2 separate regions of the Homo sapiens genome follow, and region 1 is linked to region 2. A link is a contact called in ENCODE Hi-C data. All regions are on one chromosome and are shown on one strand. The core of a region is the stretch at or near the end of the contact, and the rest is flanking DNA. Distances in the headings are between cores, read along the strand shown. Region 1 holds the start of ZBTB20-AS4 (ZBTB20 antisense RNA 4). Region 2 overlaps ZBTB20 (zinc finger and BTB domain containing 20).

Region 1 (2,720 bases), core at 25-2,524, 730 kb after region 2:
CACTATAAAAAAGAAAAAAAGAAATAAAGGAAAAGAAAGCACCACAAAACTGAATTTGAAATAAAAATTATATTATTTATGCTCCCCAAAATGTTAAATGAATACTTACAGTTGTTGTGCAAGATGGCCTGATACACTTCATAGCTTCCACTTTGTAAAAAGATGGCCAGCCCCTCACTCCACCCTCCCCAAGCATAAATAAACAGTAACATACTAAAAGGAAACTGTCCTAGGATAAAAACTGCTTGTTAAGAAAGTTCGCATTCTTACTAACCAAAGTGATATTCCTATAAATGTAAAAGCCCATCTGCAAAATAAAAGTTAGAAAACAGAATACCTTATTTGTTTAAAAATACATCCCCCAGATGCAATGTTTCTATGTGTGTGATGACAAAAATAATTACTCCATTCTTACCCACCCTCAGCAACTACCCCTCACCTTATGTCCAATGGCATTAAATAAACATGCTGGCAAAAAGTATTCAACCTGCTTCAAGGATTTAAACTGTAAATATGGACTTTAAACTTCAACATAAAACAAAGAACAAGAGTCTCACTTTAGTAATACCCACACTGGCACTGCAGCTAAAACTCATTGGCAAATAACTAACAAAACCGAGTTAGCAATAAATAAGGACAACATGATATATAGACAGACAGATGGAATTGCATAAACAGACAAGAAAAGCAAAGAGACAAACATACGGAAGGGTCTGTTTTAAAAGAGTGAAAGATTCTGATTTATTTGGTACTTTAGTGAGAAAAATAGATTTGTTTGTAATTATTTTTAAAGTAACAAAACTGAATCACAAGGGCACACCCCTAAGTAAGTAGGAAGAAAATTAGTAAAGGGTAGGCCTCCTACAGATGTTCTAAATTTTAAGCTAGCACTAGCTCTGTCAAACTTAAATCTGGAAATTAAAATTCAAGCAGGAAAGAATAAAGGCATTGGGGGCTAAAGGAGATGACAGAGGGGGCATTGAGGAAGCAGGATTTTTTTTTTTTTAAGAAAGTTGTCTGCCCTACCTTCTTCCCCAGCGCTGAGTTTCTCTTCTTATAATCGGTGTCTCCCTGGAAGTACAGTGTGAGTGGTAATGACTGCCTGCCTCCCTAATGAGTCCATTTTCCTGCTCTTGATGTTGTGTATATACACACACTGCAACCTACCTTACAAACCACAGAGACGGGAAGAGAGAGAGAGAGCAAGAGAGAGGAGGGAGGGGGGAAGAGAGGGAGAGAGAGACAGAGACAGAGCAAGCGAGTAAGAGAGAGAGAAGAGGAGAGAGAGAGAGAGAGAAAGAAAAACAGAAAGAAACAGAGAGAAAGGCACAGACAAAGCCCTCCTACCAGACAGCAGACAGCTCTCCTTCCCCTATCCAGCAAAATGCAACTCGTCTAATGCAGCAACAGGTTCAGTATTGCCAGACTAACAGAGTGAAAAAGGTATATTCTCTATATCATTATTGCTTGCAAATAAACAGTTTAAGAGCAGCTGGCTCCACCTTCTTTATTTATGCTCCATTATGAGGAATGTATTGTTTCAGTTCTGGCAGTACATGTAATTATCATAAATACATTTTTTGCATATAAGCAGGAAATAGTGAAATGCATAGCTTATTTGTGCAATCTTTTAAATTTATTTTTAATGTGAGAAGAATGTGAACAAATCAGCTCTGACAAAAGCCTAGTAATGATTTTAAAGTCAGAGCAGTCTTAAAGGAGGCTCTGTAAGAAACAGACTCCATACAATAGGAAAACTGATCTCAGACAAAACTGATAACTGCAAAGAAGAAATCATTGCTCAGTTAATAAATCGAGACCATATACAAAATTGCAGACTTACAAAATTACAGACCAAAACAGAATTAAGCTTAATTAAGTAACTAATAGGCTAGGAACCTAGAAGAAGGGAGATTGGCTTCTCATTTAAAGCATCTAGCTGTACAAACATCACAATGCAATGTACTCTGTGTGAACAGGTGCAATGCGTATAGTACATAGTGGTACAACAACAGAAATAAATCCCATAAGAAGCTACCATCACAATCAGGATGATATTTCATAGAATATGGGACTGAAACTACAGCAGTTACCCTTAATCTTTTATTAGGAGGGAAAAATAAAAATAATCAATGCTTCTAAATAAACTTGCCTTAAAAGAGAAAAAAAACAGTTTTTCTTTGTCTGATACTTCTAACCAGATTTTTTCTATATTCTAGTTCCAAAATTATGATGTTATTATACTCCTCACCCCATCACATGCTTCCCACCCACTTTCCCCACTCCTAGGTGCCCTTTCTCCTGTAAGTGATATATTTGCAGCTATAGAATTACAAACATCAGAAAACAGAAATAGTTTTAAGCCACTCTCCTCGTCCCCGAATTTTTAAAAACTAGACTCTGCTTGACGAGTCATATCTCCTTCTAGCACTATTATCTATCTAGACACCCACCTTCCTTAATATATTTCTATACAGTTTGGCTATGTGTCATTTAGATGGGACTTAAGAACATTATAATAGAGGTAAAATTTTCTAAAAAATATTTACACACAAATAAAAAATATAAGTGCATTTGACTTATTCAAACCCTGCGTTTGGGCAACAATAATCCTAAGTATATGAATTGTAAAAATCATCCTTTTTATGTGGTTTTGTGTATTAACATGCTTCAAAAATTAGAATATGTCCCTCTGCATAAACAAAACTACCTTGAAACAA
Region 2 (2,700 bases), core at 45-2,544:
TGGCTCACACCTGCAATCCCAGCACTTTGGGAGGCTGAGGTAGGTGGATCACTTGAGTTTAGGAGTTTGAGACCAGCCTAGCCAACATGGTGAAACCTCGTCTCTTCTAAAAATACAAAATTAGCTGGGCATGGTGGCGCATGCCTATAATTCGAGCTACTCAGGAGGCTAAGGCAGGAGAATAATTTGAACCCTGGAGGCGGAGGTTGCAGTGAGCTGAGATCATGCCACTGCACTCCAGCCTAGGCAACAGAGTGAGACTCTGTCTCAAACAAACAAACAAACATCCCCCAACAATTTATGCAAACAACATCAGGGAAGCTAGGAAGCTCTATGAGCTATTCTCTGCCGTTCAGATATGTTCGATTGTCTTACTAGCTGAGCTTAACAGCCTTTTCTGTTTTTAAAGGACCACCATGCATGCCTCTAGTACAGCAATCTCTAACACTTAATCAACAGTTACGTCTACAGCAATACACAATAGCCAGGTCACTTTCACCCTGAGATTATACTAAAGGCTCACAATATGCTCAGAGTGTATGGAAAAGTGTCTCATTTCTTCTAAAGATCCTTAAATTCCTTGCTTTTATAGTATTATCCAACTGATTAATTAGTAGATTCATTTTTCAACTACTGTAGCCCCAAAGATACATATCGGCAGAGCCCTCCTGATTGTATTTTACCCTTGGCCTTTTCTCCTTTTAGTTTCCTCAGTTTGCACCTGTAATTTCACTTTTAGAACTTCTCTAGGCTCGGTGGCTAAACACCACACAGCACAGGCTTTATCTGATGTGCCGGCGCCTGGTGTGGTCTAAGACACACTGGTGTTTTGTTCTTGAAGTACAGGATTGATGTTCTGAAACCTAGGCTCTAACACAAAGGAGATCATTAGCTCATTTTAAGTGTCTCTTTTCTTCCCTCCCAGCCTCCTCCTACCCACCCCAATACTTCCTTAGTCCTAAGCACTGGCAGCAGATGGCAACCATATTCCAAAGCTGAGTATACATAAAATAGTGCCATGGAGAACAGAGTGGCTTCAAAGTTAGCCTTTCTATTCAAGTGGGATGGCGGGGACTTCTGGAGGAGTGAACTCATCTCTCATTCATTTAATCCTCTATTCATTCAGCCAGGAATTTGTTTTCCTACACATCCATCTACTGTCCAGCCAGTTGAGGGAGGGTGGGCATGAAGCATCTCTCTTGAGGGCCCTTCCAGCAGGAGGGCACTAAGATTTCTATGCCAAGCTCTTGTTTCCCTGGGCCAGCTCTGCCTGCTGCTGATCAAATCATGCCATTCCTGTAAGAGGAGCTTGGGAACACAGTGTGTAGGGGGTGGATTTCTCAAGAACTATCTCCTTGCTAGACTGACAGTCACATGCTGTATTCCCTAGACAAAGATTAGACCCAGGAAAAAGATGAAACAAGGAGGAGGATGTGGGGTTGCAGAAAACTGTGCAGGATGTTACAGTAACGGGAGGTGGGAGTGGGAAAACCTTTCCTTTTTGTTGTTTCAAGGTTTGCTAGAGCTTTTGCCTAATCATCTGTTTGAGCATCTTGAAAATAAGTATCTATTTCCATGGTATCTATCAAAAACAGGCACCAGATTATACTACAAAGTTGACCTGCCATATTGCTATTAGAATTAAAACATGTAGCAGCTTACATTCAAAAGAAAGCTTTTCTGTTTCCCCAGCATGAAAAGCAGAGGGTATTTGTGATACACTTTGTTTTGTAGGTCTGCTGAATGAAAAAAATAATCGGGTAAAAAATTAGTACCTATATTTTCACAAATGGGCATAATGCTTACAAATGCACTACATCATTATTTTAGCTTCATTCTCCCCACAACATTCATTTATTCATTCAACAAACATTTGCTGAGCACCTACTCCTAATTTGTGTAAGCACTTTGCTGGGTGCTAGGGATTCAGCAGTGGACAAGGTAAACAAGATTCCGCCCTCCTGAATTCTGTCACCTGGCCAAAATAAACATTTAACAAGTACGCTGCTAGAATTTTACTTGAGAAAAAGGAATAATTCATCTTACCTAGTATTTCTTCTGAATCTTTCTTAAACATATTTCTTGAAGGTCCAGACTCCTTTAACTAAGAAGTTCTATCTTAAATCTCTCTCTTTCCATTGTTATATTCATTCCTTTCTTGGTTACAATGTGGAGAGTTCAGATTGCAACTGCTATCATTTCTGGGGGGAATGGGGGTGGGACTGTAACCCTGAGAATCCTTGCTTTTCAAACTACACATATATTTTCTCTGTAAATATTGTACCATCTAATTTGCGTCTTTGGATTTTGTTGATTAGCCATCAACATGTGATTTAAGGAATACTGCATATGAGATGCAGAAATCATGACTCAGTAAGTTATTATTTTAAAGCTCTATTTTGGGATTTATACAGACTTGTGTACAGTCTAGTTTGGCTTTCAATCTAATCTGCAACTATTACTAGGAGGCTTTTAGATCAAGTTCCATACCCATGTGTCTCTGGAATTCTACAGTGAGAAGCAAAAGTGCTCAGGAGTTAAGAGAAGCAGACGTCCGAAATTATCTCCATGCATTACCAAAAACCGTGGGCACCACGGCACGGGGAAAACTTACCAGGTACAATGAGCCAGTGACTGTTACTGAATTTCTTAAGATTACACTTTTCCCAACTACTGCAGACTGCTTCAGAATAGAAGAAG

The links. Hi-C counts contacts between places; a loop is a spot of excess contacts on that map. Pooled maps may share reads with other maps.
Region 1: a map of heart right ventricle shows a loop between it and region 2 (2.6-fold over the local background). The contact joins the promoter of ZBTB20-AS4 here to the enhancer-like site in region 2. A Hi-C loop is called at or near these places in 13 of 168 maps with a recorded cell type or tissue (A673, Calu3, HCT116 and 5 more) and 17 of 50 pooled maps.

Annotation. Positions count from the first base shown.
Region 1 is chr3:115,099,149-115,101,868 of GRCh38, forward strand. ZBTB20-AS4 (ZBTB20 antisense RNA 4) reads left to right here and starts at 1,275. Exons shown (of 2, transcript NR_046877.1): 1 at 1,275-1,443. All of the region lies in intron 1 of ZBTB20 (zinc finger and BTB domain containing 20), which reads right to left. RefSeq lists an enhancer at 1,366-1,495.
Region 2 is chr3:114,364,182-114,366,881 of GRCh38, forward strand. All of the region lies in intron 10 of ZBTB20 (zinc finger and BTB domain containing 20), which reads right to left. It overlaps ZBTB20-AS1 (ZBTB20 antisense RNA 1), which reads left to right. Exons shown (of 9, transcript NR_038993.1): 5 at 2,515-2,700. Among named protein-coding and RNA genes, the nearest start is that of ZBTB20-AS1, 14 kb to the left of the region's middle. Within about 2 kb of position 1,295, at least 2 of the 41 ENCODE cell types and tissues checked have a DNase peak (open chromatin) inside an H3K27ac peak, as active enhancers do.